Linked DNA regions of Homo sapiens: region 2 is linked to region 1. A link is an interaction called in ENCODE POLR2A ChIA-PET data of the cell type or tissue named here. Cell type or tissue: OCI-LY7. All regions are shown on one strand. Each heading gives the region's core, and the rest is flanking DNA. Links, peaks and the distances in the headings are about the cores only. Region 1 overlaps PRKCE (protein kinase C epsilon). Region 2 overlaps PRKCE (protein kinase C epsilon).

Region 1 (7,620 bases), core at 3,107-5,606:
ATGGGTGCACTTCCACTGCCTCCTGCCAAATGCCCCAGGGACCTGTAAAACAAGGTGGCTCTTTTGGGGCCCTGGCAATATAATTTATTTAATTATAAAAAAAGGCTTTATTCCTGTTAAATATGTAAATATGTAAAGACTGTAAATATGTATTCAATAGAAATAAAGCCTTTTTTTATAATTTAAAAAAGTTATTTCGGCCAGGTGTGGTGGCTCACACCTATAGGCCCATTGCTTTGGGAGGCTTAGGTGAAAGGATCACTTGAGGCCAGGAGTTCAAGACCAGCCTGTGCAACACAGAGAGACCCCTGTTCTACAAAAAAAAAAATTTCTCACACTCTGGGGACTGTTGTGGGGTGGGGGGAGGGGAGGGATAGCATTAGGAGATATACCTAATGCTAAATGACGAGTTAATGGGTGCAGTACACCAGCATGGCACATGTATACATATGTAACTAACCTGCACATTGTGCACATGTACCCTAAAACTTAAAGTATAATAATAATAAAATAAAAAAAGAAAAATTTTAAGTAATTATTCTAACCACTGATGTGTACAATAAACTCTTGTCAGCCTGACGTTAAAATCTGTTTCTTTTTTCTGCTCTCCACCCTCTTCCCCATGAGACCTTGCATCCTACAAGCATGGTACATATTCTACTAGTGGTTTCTGTTTTGTTTTTGAGACGGAGTCTCACTCCATTGCCCAGGCTGGAGTTCAGTGGCGTGATCTCAGCTCACTGCAACCTCCGCCTCCGGGTTCAAGAATTCTCCTGCCTCAGCCTCCTGATTAGCTGGGATTACAAGCACATACCATCACACCCGGCTAATTTTTGTATTTTTAGCTGCAATAAGGTTTCACCATGTTGGCCAGGCTGGTTTTGAACTCCTGACCTCAAATGATCCACCCACCTCAGCCTCCCAAAGTGTTGGGATTATAGGCATGAGCGACCATGCCCAGCCTATTATACATATTCTATTATTGTTATTTTAGGATTTCTTCAAGGATTTCTGTGATGGGTAGTTATTTGGTGAAGTGGTGGTACATTTATCTAACACATACACCATCTCCCTGCAGAAAAGGAAAGAAAGACTGTAATGAAGTTGACCTCTCTACCTCCAGCCTGACTCTGGGTTCTTTTCTGTGGGTGGTGATGGTTTCATTAAAATCATCGCGGGAACAGAGAAAATCCAAAAAGGAATGTCACCAAGATCCTTAGAGGCTAAGGGGAAGAGACCAAAGTCAAGAAGAAGAGAAAAAAGGAGAAACACTGAATAACAGATTTTCCTCCTCAAACTTTACAATAACCTTCCTTCTGTACAGTTTGAAGGAATACATCCAAGCTGCTGGGAGAAAGTTTCCTGACTCAGGAAAAACAGGGAGAAGGAACTGCCACCTTGTATGTGTCTCACAGGGGCAGAGGGCAGGACCAATGCATCTTACATGAGGCAGTTGGCTCTTTATAGCCAAACTGAAGGAGAAGGGAGAGGCAGGTCTCTTTCCAAAACACCGATCTCCTCATGTGATCCCTTCTCTTTAACTTCTAGTAGCTCTCAGCCACTCTCAGGAAAAAGCCCACACTACTCAGCCTGATATTTAAAACCCTCCACATTTCAGGTTTGTCCTACCTGATTACCATCCACCCCCAGATACACTCTCCTGTAGTCTGCCAGTCTTACTGTCTCATGGACACACCACATTGCTTCCAGCATATTGGCCATCCACCCAAGATGCTATTCCATGTCTTACCCATCTATCCAATCCACCCACCATTCGAAGTCTCACTCATGTCCTCCCTGAACCTTTCTCAGCCACTCTAACCAACATTGACTTTGCCTCTCCTTCCTCAACCACACAACTCATTCATATGCATTTCCCAGGGAATTCTTGTCTTGCCCACTAGCATAGGACAGGCTGTTAGTCCCACATAAGTTCCATGAAGACAGGAAACCTGTTCCTCTTGTGTCTGTTAGCACTTAGATGGGGAAGGCCTGGAGTGAAACCTTTGGCACCCAATAAACGTGGCATGGGGTTGAAGTCATATACTCCATGTTCCCTGAACCCATCCTCACTTTTCTGCCCATCATCCATATCCAGATCCAAAAATTCAGATCTAGAGAGAGGCAGGGGCGAGGGCAAAGCATAGTTCTTCCCCTGGATGGTGATGAAGGGAAAATAATTGCTATTTCCAGCTCAGGCTCCTACTGTCGTTTCCTAGATGAGACATTTTACCTGGCTTTAATACTTGACGCTAGAGAAAGCCTATCTAGAATGCCAGAGCTCCCCTTAGTTCTGGAAATGGCCACAAGAAGCTATGGGAAGCTCTTGGAGCTGAGGTGTAAGCCTCTCATCCTCATATCGTTAGGATACAGCAGAAATAAATAACCACAAAATCTGTGTCCACGGGTCAAAAATTCCATCCCCCAGGATTAAGGTGGCTGGAAGAGTGACCCTCACGGATTAAACATTTCCACACGAGTCGGACTTCTTTCACACCACGACTCCCTATCTGTTCCCTAACTTCCCTTAAGTCTCAGTCAAACTTCTCTCCCTGCTATGGATCCTAGGACCTGCCATCTTTTCCAGAATTCGCCTTATCAATGTACTGTCCTCTCTATCTTCCTCCCTAACTAAAAATTCCTTCTCTTTAACCTGCTTCTTCAGATGTCCATGCCTTCTCACTTCTCCTTGCCAAACCTCTCAGGGGTGACGGTCCACCCCGACTGCCTTATTCTACCTCTCCTTAACCTCTTGCAATTTGGATTCTGCCCCAGTCACTTTGTGGAGAGTTTTCTTGAGACCAGCCTCTCAGAGAGAACATCAGCTGTCAGATCCGACAGCCTCCTCATTTTCCATTATTTTCAGCTAGCTCAAGACAGGACCCAGCCCTGCTGGGTGACCATCTCCTCTCGACCTTCCTCCCTGCCCTTCCGGCCTGCACCATCTCCTACCCATGCCTCGGGGCATTCCCTAAACCTGGGCCTTGCCCTGCTTCTCTTCTGTCCACTTTCTCTCCAGGTCACCTCAGCCACCCCCATGGTTCCAACCATCACACTGCCATTCTCACCTCCAGCCCTGGCCTCTCTTCCAGAATGCTAATCTCGAGTTTCTCACTTGGTGCTGGGCATCTACACTGGAGCTTTAATGATCTCAGATTCAACATCTTTACAAGCAAACTTATCTTCCTTTCAAGTTTACTCTCTGCCTGAACCCCCTATCTTGCCTAAATAAAGTCTTCACCTTTCTCCCAATCGGCCCTTTCAGGAAGTCTGAGGGTCGCCTCTGACCTTCTCCCACCCACCCATCCATTGCCACCTCCCACCTACTTCACTCCCCTACCCCGCACTCCTCAGGATCTGTTCCTGACTTCTCATCCCACCACCACTTCCAAGTTCAGGCCTCCTGAGCCACCTTGGCCCCCTGCAGAATCTCTCAGTCAGCCTCAAGTCTCCAGCGTCCAATCCTTCCCTTACACATTGTTACCAGAAGCATCTTCCTTCCCAGGCCAGACCAAAAGTGCATCCATGACATTGCTCAGGTTCAGCTTGAAACACCCTGCACGGCTCACTTCTCTACAACTAAAATTCCACTCATCCCTCGAGCCCACATGCCAGGGCAAACTCACCCACAGAGCATTTAGAATGGACCGATTCTACATCATGTGATAGATGTGTGTTTAGTGTGGGGTGGAGTGGGGTGTGTGTGGGGGTGTGTGTGCATGGGTGTGTGTGTGTGTGTGTGTGTCCTCCCTTGGACTCTTCAGCACAGTGCTCCGGCCCCTTGTAGCACTGATTCCATCATCTTTTCCATCAGTCTCCCTCACTGAATTGGAAGCATCTTGAGGACAAATGGTTTTATGGGTTGAATTGTGTCCCCTAAAAATGTATGTAGAAGTCCTAGCCCTCGGTACTGATGAATGTGACCTGATTTGGAAATATGGCCTTTGCAGAGTAATCAAGTTCAGATGAGGTCATTAGGGTGGGCCCTAATTCAATGACTGTCCTTATAAGAAGAGGAGAAGACAGGGAGAGGAAAAGGGCCCTGTAAAGGCAGAGCAGGGAGCAGAGCGGTGCTAACACAAGCCCAGGAGTACCTGGGGCTACCAGAAGGTGGAAATGACAAGAAAAAACTCCCCGACATGTTTCAGAGGGAACATGGCCCTGCCAACACCTTGATTTAGGACTTCTAGTTTCCAGAAGTAAGAGTCATAAATTTCTGTGCTTGTAATCCACCCAGTTTGTGGTGCTTTGTTATGGCAGTCCTGGGAAACTAAGACAGGTGGGAGCTGCATCTTATTTACCTTTGTAGACTCCTCACTGTCCATAGAGCCCTTAAAACTCATTAACTTCTTGGTGAATTCATGAACAAAAATGAACCATCCACACCAAGAAACTTTTTCCATGAGTGAAGGTTTTTTAAAAAAATAACCTCTGAAGCTTGACTGTTATTATTAACACTGAAACTATCATTTTCCTAAGATAGAACAACGGACACATAGTCAGTAGAACCTCAGAGCGGTGTGTTGTGTCCAGAGAAGGACAAAGATGGGCTGAGTTCTAAGCCACCTGTACCCTCTTCACCTGGCTTCCCATGCCTCATGGAAATGCTGGCAAAGCAGTTGGCTGGGCCTGCAGGTGTCCGCTACAGGAAAGAGTGCCGCCTCCATGCAAAGCTGTGACCTTGTACTCATTAGCACAGGGCTCTGTTCCACTGAGCTAATGACCTCAAATACCAAATACCAGCAGCAGAAATTAGATTCATTAAAGGGGGCGTGGGGAGGGAAGGCTGATAAAAACTGTCTCTCTTCACACACGAAGTGGAGTATAATGATAAGATGCCAATATTGATACTGATGCACTTTCAAGTCAACGAAGCGGATGCCTGAACTGAAAGCCTTTTAGGAATGAATGGACTGGGAAGAACACTACTGAATGTGCCAGACAGTTAGTTATTCTCTTTTCTCTTTCTTGCACAAATGCTAAAAACCAATATATTGAAGGCATTCCAGAAAAACCTTTGATGGACAGAGGGGAAACACTCCCTGAGCCTGCGTCACTCAGTCTGCTGGTGTCCACCAGCTTGGTGGCCATAAATAATTCTCATGAGTCACAGTGAAAATCCACAGTCTCTCTGGAGACACTGCAGACCAGCAACAGGTGCACCCAGCCTGTTCCTCTGAGGAAATCAAATCTGAGGGTGGCAAAATGACTATTCCTGCCACGGAAATGCAAACGGCTCATTCTTCCTTGCACAGATTGTAATGGAGAACCGCCCAGCCCACTGACGGACACAGCTCGCTGGTTTCCAAAGGCCCCATTCTGGCCTGGTTACAGCTTTTAGAACCTTAGTCCTGAAACTTAATGCTCCCCATGTATGTAATTTTAAATAAATCTAATCCTAAGCCATAAGAGAAAGAAATCCAGCGAAGTTCAGGCTTTTCCCATGATGGCTATTTTGAAGCTTTTTGGTAAATATTAAACATAAAACTATTTCCAAAATAAATTTGCAGTGCCCTGACTTTGCTGGCACCCTAAGGTATGTGCTGTATCTGCTTCAGAGTAAGCCAGCATGGCCCATGCCAAGTTGTCCCTAAACTCTGGGAACTCTGGGAGCACCTGGATGGTCTATGATTGCCTTTCCACTGGTGCCCCAGTCCAGCCCTAAAAAAGTACATTGGTCTCTTCACTTCAGATCATTATACAGAGAGGGAAAATCACTCAAACCTTCTACCTCTCAAATTCTACAACTCCCTTTCTTCCAGCTCCCACACGATATACACAGCCTTCTCTTTAAGAGGTTCATCTGTAACCCCAAATGACTTTTTAACATTTAAACATGAAAAACCTCTTACATGTATATATTGCTTTAAAAGGCAGTGCAGTTTTTGTCTCCAATCTGATTTAATCTTTTATCAGTGACCCAGTCACCAACAGGAACAACAATTCTCACACGGGTAAAATTGACAATGCAAGAGGCCTGTCTCCACTGTGAATAAATGTGCTTCCTTCGCCCCCTGCCTCTGCTGACATATGGACCAGTGTTTTCAGCCCCTGCTTTGCACCATACATGTCAGTGGTCAGGGACCAAGAACAAATGGGCCTTTATCCCCCAAGAGAAGCAGCACATGTGATTTGCAACAACTATTTTTTTTCTTACTCAGACATCTCAGACATCTTTTTAACTTAGATGTTACAGTCATAGAAATTTAGAGCTGCAGGGAACTGAAGAGAAGATTTATGAAATAAATGAAGTATTTACCAAGATTCTAGTTCAACTAAGTATTGAACTATGGATTACTACACTGAAGAGTCTTTCAGAAGAAGAAAGCAGATCAATATGAGACTATCATAACAATTTCCAAAATTGGTAAGTAACAAAAGCAAGAAGCAGGATAGTGTGCATGATTTTCCTGTTTGTTTCCAAAAGACATATGCATAAGTTTATAGAATGCACAGAGTATTTCTGGAAGGATATCCAAGGAACTAGTCTCTAGAGAGGGAAGTGGGAGTCTGTGATAAGGGGAAGACAAGCATTTTTTTTTTTTTTTTTTTGAGATGGAGTCTTGCTCTGTCACCCAGCCTGTCACACCAGTGCAGTGGTGTGACTTCTGCTCACTGCAACCTCTGCCTCCCAGGTTCAAGTGATTCTCCTGCCTCCACCTCCCAAGTAGCTGGGACTACAGTCACACACCACCATGCCTGGCTAATCTTTGTATTTTAAGTAGAGACAGGGTTTTACCATGTTGCCCAGGCTGGTCTCAAATGCCTGACCTCCCTCGGCCTCCCAAAGCATTGGAATTACAGAAGTGAGCCACCACACCTGGCTGGAAAACAAACTTTTAAGCATTTACTTTTTCACTGTTTGAATGCTTTGCTATGTATATTTATTAAATTAAATCTTTTCTTAAATATTACAAATATATAAATATATAAAATATATAAAAACAAATAAAGGATAGATTACATTATCAATTTTTAACAAGGGGAGAGACTTTGAAACTGTCTAATACCTTCTTTTCGCCAATAGGAAACAAGGTATAGAGAATGGGATTGGGGGTCGTGGGAGGCCGGACCCCTGGCCATTCAGTTCAGTTCAGTTCTTTCTATTCTTCCACAGCACTTTCTGATTCATGATCACGTTCTGGTTACCCAAGGTTACCTGAAATCTGTTCCCCAGTTAAATAAGGCATCACTGTTCTTTATCTCACTTATATGACATGCTTTCAACTCGGAATCTGTGATCTAGACTTTTTTGTAAGTCAAATTCTATTCCGAATGTGCCACAAGAGCTGTGCTTAAGTCCCTCCCTTCTTGTAAAGCAAATAAGTGATCCCTAACTTAATAGGCTTCTTTAACCCTGCTCTTCTTTTATGAGGTTTGCTTTAAACAAAGCACGCCCCACAGCACATTCATACCTACAACATTTTGTTCATTTTTCCTTGTGTTCTTATGTTCTGGCCACATTAGCTCTAATCTGATTTGAAACATGAGCTCCCAAAAGGCCAACATCAAGTCTCTTATGTTGTGGATGAGCAACCAACGATTTGTGCCTCATACAGGCAATTCAGAAGCTTACTGATAAGAGAGTCTCTGGCTAATGCACATTGATCCAAGGACAAG
Region 2 (7,620 bases), core at 2,061-4,560, 200 kb before region 1:
AACGATGCTACATTTGCTTCTGGGCCACCGCCAGGGCAGCCTTTAAAACCAGGTGGGCACTCAGTACACCTGGGAAGCATACAACCAAGGCAACTCCATTTGGTCTGTAACACAAACAGAGCACAAACTTAACCACACTGCCTTTCCAAAGGCACTTGTCCCCCTCCTCCCTCACTCCAGCTTGCCTGAGTCCTCAAGTCCTCAGCTTGTCAACACTCAACGTATGATTTATGCACTTCACTTTTCCTGTTCCTAGTTATTTTTTTCTTCTGCTCTCTTATGAAAAAAAAAGAAAGTATCAAATACCTAGTGAGCCCCGTTCATCCAGCACTGTGTTAAGCAATAAGAGAAATACAAAGAACAGCTGAATGCTGTCCAGTGGCTTCATCCATCTAAGTGGACAGGCATGGGACATGAAAGGGCTTACTGAGCAATGCACACTTGGGCCATGGGAGCTCAAAAAAGCTGTCACCTCTCTCTGGGGAGGTCAGCAGAACCTGAGTGGAACAGATTTTGTTGGGCAGAGAGACGGGCAAGCCTTCTGGAAAACAGAACCATTGAAAAGCAATCGTGGAGATGGTAAGGTACAGGGCATTTGGGGACCTGCTTACATGGAGAGAAGCTGGAAACAGAAGCCAGGTGTCAACTGTGGAGAGCAGGGCCAAGGTAAGCAGGTGGCCTTTGCCTTCCAACAGGAAGATATTAGATTTGAGCCACCGTGTTGTTTTGCTTAACAGGAATGCTGCGGCAGCACTGTGTAGGAAGACGTGGGGACGGGAGCCACTGAAAGCAGCAAGTCTGTACAAGAGATTCTGAGGCACCTGACAGTGAGGAGCACCTGGGCTAGCGTGGTTGCTATGGGAATAGAAAAGCAAGAACAACAGGTGCACATGGCATTTTTAAGGAGGGCCAAGGCCTTGTGACTGAGAAGAAGGGAGAGGAAGCAGCCCAAGGTAACAGTGATATGCCTAGCGGACATTTGGAGGCTTAGCACTGAAACCCCCACTCTACGTGCGGAAGATCCCCATTGCATGATTGTTGATGGAAGGCAGAGCCCCAGGTCTTCTACAGAAGCCGAAGGAGTCCAACACAATTTTCCTCCCACTGTTTAGGTGTGTGGCCCACCTTGATCACACAGTCCTACCTGGGACTTGGAAACTTGACGGGGTGAAAAGGACACAGGGATGGTTTAGGATTCAGTCCCAGAGAAGGCATTCAGTAGTGATAGCCAGCATCAGGATGGGAGCAATGGTGGCAGCTTTTGTGGTACAACTTGGGCCGACTTTCCTGTGGCATGGCAGGGTGTGCTTTGCCAACAATACACCAGACTGCCCATTTCTTTTTTAGTTATGCAATGGGCTTCCAAAAAGTTCCTTGAGTCAGAATGAACAGCAACCCTAGGGGGTACATTACTGACTGCTGCACATTTCTGGTCGCTCTTTCTGCAAACAGAATGGTACGTATCAAAGTTCTATATTGGTAAAGGCTGTAAGGACAATCTATTTGCTATCAGTGTGTGTCGGGTAAATCTATATCCCATTAGGCCAGCTTTGCTCAAGCACATGCCACTTTCACTTTCCACTGCTGGCTGACAACTGACTAACCACAATATCAAACCCAACCCAATATCTACGCCCTTCCTAAAAGCCCTCATCTTCAAATACTCAGACGACACAGCCTCCAGCTCTGCTGAGCAGACAAAGCAAGCGACTTCATTGAGCACCTAACTTATGTTCCTTTCTGTTAGCCAACATTCCAAGGTCCAACTAGACCATGCGTGCTGTCAGGACAGGGGCCTAACATCTTCTAAATCCACTTCCATTGCATAATTCCACTCTATCCAACAAAATCTGACCTTAACCCATCCCTCAACCAGCATAGTGCCTTGTGCAGGGTAGGCACTCCATATACTTGTAGAGCTATCTGAATTTATTCATTCTAGGCAAAAATCTGAAAAGCCCCTCATGAGTTAAGTACATATTACTATGATGTTTAGAAAGTTTTGAAAAGACCAGGTGTGGTGGCTCACACCTGTAATCCCAGCACTTTGGGAGGCTGAGGCAGGCAGATCACTTGAGGCCAGGAGTTCGAGACCAGCCTGGCCACCATGGTGAAAATCCCATCTCTACTAAAAATATAAAAATTAGCCAGGTGTGGTGGTGGGCGCCTGTAATACCAGCTACTCAGGAGGCTGAGGCACGAGAATTGCTTGAACCTGGGAGGTGACCGTTGCAGTGAGCCGAGATCACACCACCGCAATCCAGTCTGGGAGACAGAGTGAGACTCTGTCTCACACACACAAAAGTTTTGAAAAGATACTGAGAAACAGAAGGAACAGAGAGTACTATGTACTGAAGTATTTCTATGACAGTTTCAAAATAATCCGAGGGAAAGAGGAAATGGGTACAAGTACAGATGAAGCAAGACTGGCCATGGGTAATAACTAAGCTAGGAATAGGTCCATGGGAACTACATTATTCTTTCTGCTTTTGATATTGAAATTGTCCATAATAAAAGCTTGAAAAGATTAAATCATAACTACCAAAATTAAAACGACTATCCTTCAGAGTCTAATCACCAAGGGAGAGGACTCAAATCTCCGGTAATGGTGATAAGTAATTGCTCTGGAACAGACAGTAAGCACTGAGCTCCATGTATTAGAAAAAGCTGGGATTCAGTAATAATGCTAAACCTCCATTTACTAGAGTGCTTTCAGGGAAAAAAGGCACTTCAATAAGGGACTGACCACTGAGGATTTGAGCCTAAAGAGCACAGAAGAGCGAAGGGGTAGTGACTCTATCCTCTGCACGGCTCATGCAGTTGCAGCCCACATGTTAATCTGTGTGGTTAACTGGAGGAGGAGTGCGTGACCTTTGTGTACATATGAAGCTGGTATCAGTCCCAGAATATCAAGCTCACTAAATCAGAACACATAAAAATGGAGGGAGCCACAAGCACGCTCATAATTCTGCAGATACAACTTCTGTAATTCTGCAGCTGCCATTTCCCATTCCTGGGAAGTCTATTTAAGGCATGCCTGACTTCCTATGGGAACACACCTAGTGTTAAGAAGCAGAGGTGTACACTCAGATTTGAGGGCTTCCCCCACCCCACCCCACCCCACCAACAGCCAGTACTGCATTTAAATACTTAAGCAGAAACTTCAAAAAGGATTTGCCTGAGAATGACACACACATGCCACAGACAAACTCTGTTAAGTATTAATGTAGAAAATCAAAATCAGTGGGAGATTTGCTATAAGACACAAGTTCATCGTTGAAGGTGTCCTCTCACCCTCTTCTGCATCATCCAGTTTTTGGAGGGCGCTTATGGACCATTTATGCCTGGTGCAGTTCTCATCACTGTCTCTAGGGCTTTGCTGTCCTGGCTGCAAGTCCTTATAAGGTGGAGTCGGCTTTCTCCCGCCCTCCATACATTTCACGTGGTACCACTGCAGCTGTCAGCTCTCCTGCACTCACACCCCACAGCGTGTTTCCCTCCCCCAACTCGGTATACTCTTAGTCGCTGAGCTCCTGCCCCAGCTGCCCCTATTTTTCTTAAGCTAAATGCAGTTCCTTCTCTGTAACACCATCTGCTTCTATAACAGAGCAACCCAAATGCTATGTGGTCTACAGATAATTAGTATTTTGTTGTAATTTCTAATTATGATCACAGGTTACCTCTTTGGGGGTATCTCAGGATAAGTCTCAGGCCATCTGAATTCCTGAGAGAACCCCACACGGGCTGGTTTTGCTGGTCAAGGTCTCCCCACTTTTGATTCTCCTTGAAGGGCAGAGCACCATCTGTACTTGAGGAAATCTTATCATCTTGACAGTAAACATTCCTGATGGAGGCTATTGAAAAGGTTAACTCCCTGGAAATCAGACAAGCCTTTTCTCCACAGTACTCCCTGGCTTGCTCTTTGGAAGAGTATTTCTGGCCAGGTGCGATGGCTCACACTTATGATCCCAGCACTTTGGGAGGCCAAAGCGGGTGGATCACCAGAGGCCAGGAGTTCGAAACCAGCCTGGCCAACATGGTGAAACCCCCATCTCTACTGAAATTACAAAAATTAGCTAGGCATGGTGGCAGGCACCTGTAATTCCAGCTACTGGGGAGGCTGAGGCAGGAGAATTGCTTGAACCCAGGAGATCGCGCCATTGCAGTCCAGCCTGGGTGACAAGAATGAAACTCCAGCTCAAAAAAAAAAAAAAAAAAAAAAAAGACTGTTGGGAAATACTACTTCTGCATTTTTTAAAGATGAGGCATGAGGCTTTCCAGTGGCCAAATGTTTGGGGAACCCTTGTATGCTGTATCCACATCTAGAGATTCACAACAAACATTAGCATAGTAAAGGCTTGGCAATTAAGACAGCTTCTTAACATATTGTTTCCCCAAATAATACACAGTGAGACTAGAGTTCTCCAGAACTCCTTGGGCTGTTGCAACTACAGCTTAACAAGTTTCAAAGGAGCTAAGCAGGAGCTAGAGGACAAACCCAGCGCCTTTTGCCACTTTTAATTCTTTGCCATCTGTTATATCTGGGATCATCCACACACACATTCCCCAAAATATTCACAACGATTCCATGTTCTGGCTATAACCTCAGTTCTGTTTTCATCTGCTGACTCTGGAAATCTAGGTCCATTTCTAATGATCACAGATCATGGGAGATAACAGTGGATTGGCTTCCAGCATACATTCTATCCTTCTAGTGTGCCCACCTCTCCTATGTGGGCAGAGGATGGGAAGCTAAAGCCAACTCTCAAAGTCCCTGCAGCTGCAGTTCCAGATATGATTTCAGTTGGGCCAGTTAGATGTGCTTTTGTGAAATTTAGAACGCCAAAGTGAGGCAGAGACCACATTTTGGCAGTAGCTGCCATTTGCTCAGCAAGCAAAGTCCAAGAGGCACCTGGTTCTTCTATGACAGTTTTAGCCAATGTTGCAGCATCCAGGTACCAACTTTGTGGGTTCCAGGAGGCAGGACCAGGACATCATTTGCAGATGCTGATCATAGCTGATGTGGCATGGTTCTAGAACCATAAAAGTCATGGCTTCCTGATTGTGGGACCCTCTCAATCATGGCTGTTGCAATGTGGTTCTGGAGAAGTGGCTTCATCTGTAGGAGTGGCAACAGCTTTCTTGGTGGTCTAGTTCTGTAGTGTGGTTCCGGGGTACTTATTCCTGAAACCGCCACCTAGAGACCTTTGTCTTCAGAACTCTTCATAGTTCTATAAGCCATTTAATTCCTTATAATAAATCCCTTCCTCTTGTTTGCTGTGATATATTCTGCTTTCTACAACTGAACCTCGACCTACACCCTAACTCAATCTGTGTTCCAGCAAGGATGATCTAGCTTCTCAGTTTCATCTTGATGGCTGTGGAATTTCAGACACAGATCGCTATCTATTGTCCATCTAGGTAGGAAGCCTTCTGCACGGTTGACTGTGGCCAAAATGCTGAGAGTATAACCTGCAAAGCTGACTTTCTGCAACCAAGCATGTATCCTGGGTCAGGCCCAATGGGAGGCCCTGCCTATCAAGCAGGAACGAGGCTAAAACTTCTGGAGGAGCAACTCTGTTATAAGCCATTACAGATAGACACCATGTAAAAACCCAGGCATCAGAGTTTACAAGAAGGAGCAATACTCCTGGGTTCTAATTCCAGGCCATATTACTTAAACTCTGAGCTTCTGACCCCGTTCTGCCACGTGAGGCTAGTGACATCGTCCACCTCACACAAAGATAGGAAAGAACTTGAGAGTAGACCCGAAAGGTCTTTGGAAAAAACTATTCTAGTGAAGAATGACATTTATTACTACTACTATCATTACTAGCATTCAAGAATCATAATCAAGAAAAGAGGGACCTTTTCCCACACTTTTAAAGGCACTTTCTAAGTCTTTAATACTCATAACTTTTCAGCACATTGGCATTTAAAGAAAAAGGTTTACGAGCTTCATAAAAAATCAGCACTCGAAGTGCAATGCTTCCTTTAGATTATAGCCAAGCATTAGAAAGGTTTGAAAAAGTCATTTGACTTCAGCATTGTCAAGACTCATTGCAGGGTTACTGTTATCACGTCAGCTGTATTTTTGTGCTATTCTCCAAGATGGCTGGACTATTTCCTGTGCCCATGTAGTTAGGTAGTTCTGGGTTTTTACTGTTGCTGTTTATGTTTAAGCAAGCCTGTTGCTTCACTTTTTAATGCAATAGAAGTCAGCATGGCAGGTTTGTTTTACTGCTAGCATTAAAATGCCAAGTCCCCTCTAAGCAAATCCTCTTCACACAATCTCATAGTGTGCTCTAAGATAGCCAGACGGTCATGGGCAGGGGTTCTCAGGAAGAGACAGAACAGGCAGGAAAGCAGACAGCAGCCAGACACAGGCTACGGAGCTCAGAGTGGGAGTGGGTTAGGAATTGGGACAGTTGACAGAGAGGAAATGAGAGTCACCTGGAGCCAGAGCTCCCTGGGCTGAGGACAGTCCTGCAAGCACTTCACCATGCATTCTAAGGCCAAGAACAGAAATGGTCCAGCATGTGAAGCAAGCCCAGAGCCCATGGCCCGGACAGGTAAGAGTTCCACCTGCCAGCAAACGTGGGGTCAGTGGCAAGACAGCCCAGGTAGGCCTCTTGAGGAGGAAGAGGAGGAGCAGGAGGCCACACTGACCAGGGAGTTCAGTGGGAAAGATTCACGTTCTGGGGAGGTGTGGGTCTAACATTCTTTACACACCTGATTCTTGGATTTACATTGTCAAAAGAGCCTTCGTTAAAAAGCAACTCCATGGGATTTCTCCGAGGCTCCCTCGTGCACTTAAAATAAGATTTTGCTTTTTAAATTATCCTACACACAACATTTTGGGAAAATAACAAAAATCAAAGCACCCAAAACCCACAAATTTGTGGATTTGTTTTTAACTGTAAGAGAAACCATTTTACACTGCAATATGAAATCATAGGAGTTGCCCTAACCCCCAAAATTCACTTTAGGATGAAGTGTTTGCTTTGGCTAGAGAACTAAATCCTATCTGTTGTCAACAACAGTCAGAGAAATTTGGCTGGGCTACGATTATGCACTGCCCAAATGGCCATCCAGACCAGAGGCAATCAGACAGATATATTAATTCATGTAGATTAACTTTTTTAAATGAAGTGGTCCAGGCTTGTTTTGTATAGGAAGACATGTATCAAAATACACATAGCCACTCTCTCTCTCCAACCCAATTAATAGCAGCAGCTTCCTCCAAGGACACTGGAGAATGGGCTGCGAATATAAATGTCCCAGGCAGAAGGTCTCTGAAAGCCAGGCCTTCTGAAGAGAGCTTTGCTCTGTTCCCTAGGGTCGATAAAAAAAAGGAAGCTTTGTCAGGTCCCTTCCCTCCAGACACACACATCATTTTATTTGGAAGTCACATGGTGTGATTAAATTTAACTGGGTGGAGCAGTGGAAAACCACAGTATTAACAACATAATTCTTTCTGGGGAAAGATTCATTCTGCCAAGTGCAAAAGATAATTCTGAAAGCTCTGAGCCACTAGCTGCTTTCAACATTTGTTTTAAATCCAGAGAGACCAAGTCATAAGAAAGTATACCTCTGCTCACTGTGGCATTGTTTCTAGTA

Evidence for each region. Peaks named below come from ENCODE experiments on the same cell type or tissue, not always from the same donor. Only the 100,000 strongest peaks of a DNase experiment are listed, where the experiment ranks them.
Region 2: POLR2A ChIA-PET joins it to region 1 with 9 read pairs; 1 of 35 experiments calls an interaction of 5 or more read pairs at or near these places.

What each region holds. Positions count from the first base shown.
Region 1 is chr2:45,688,834-45,696,453 of GRCh38, reverse strand. The region is part of intron 1 of PRKCE (protein kinase C epsilon); the gene reads right to left. Among named protein-coding and RNA genes, the nearest start is that of PRKCE-AS1, 17 kb to the right of the region's middle. RefSeq lists an enhancer at 573-652. In OCI-LY7, for the core only: no CTCF peak of the experiment used is centred there; a DNase peak (open chromatin) is centred at 4,633; H3K4me3 peaks cover 563 bases.
Region 2 is chr2:45,885,070-45,892,689 of GRCh38, reverse strand. All of the region lies in intron 2 of PRKCE (protein kinase C epsilon), which reads right to left. Among named protein-coding and RNA genes, the nearest start is that of PRKCE-AS1, 210 kb to the right of the region's middle. RefSeq lists an enhancer at 2,194-2,343. In OCI-LY7, for the core only: no CTCF peak of the experiment used is centred there; a DNase peak (open chromatin) is centred at 3,419.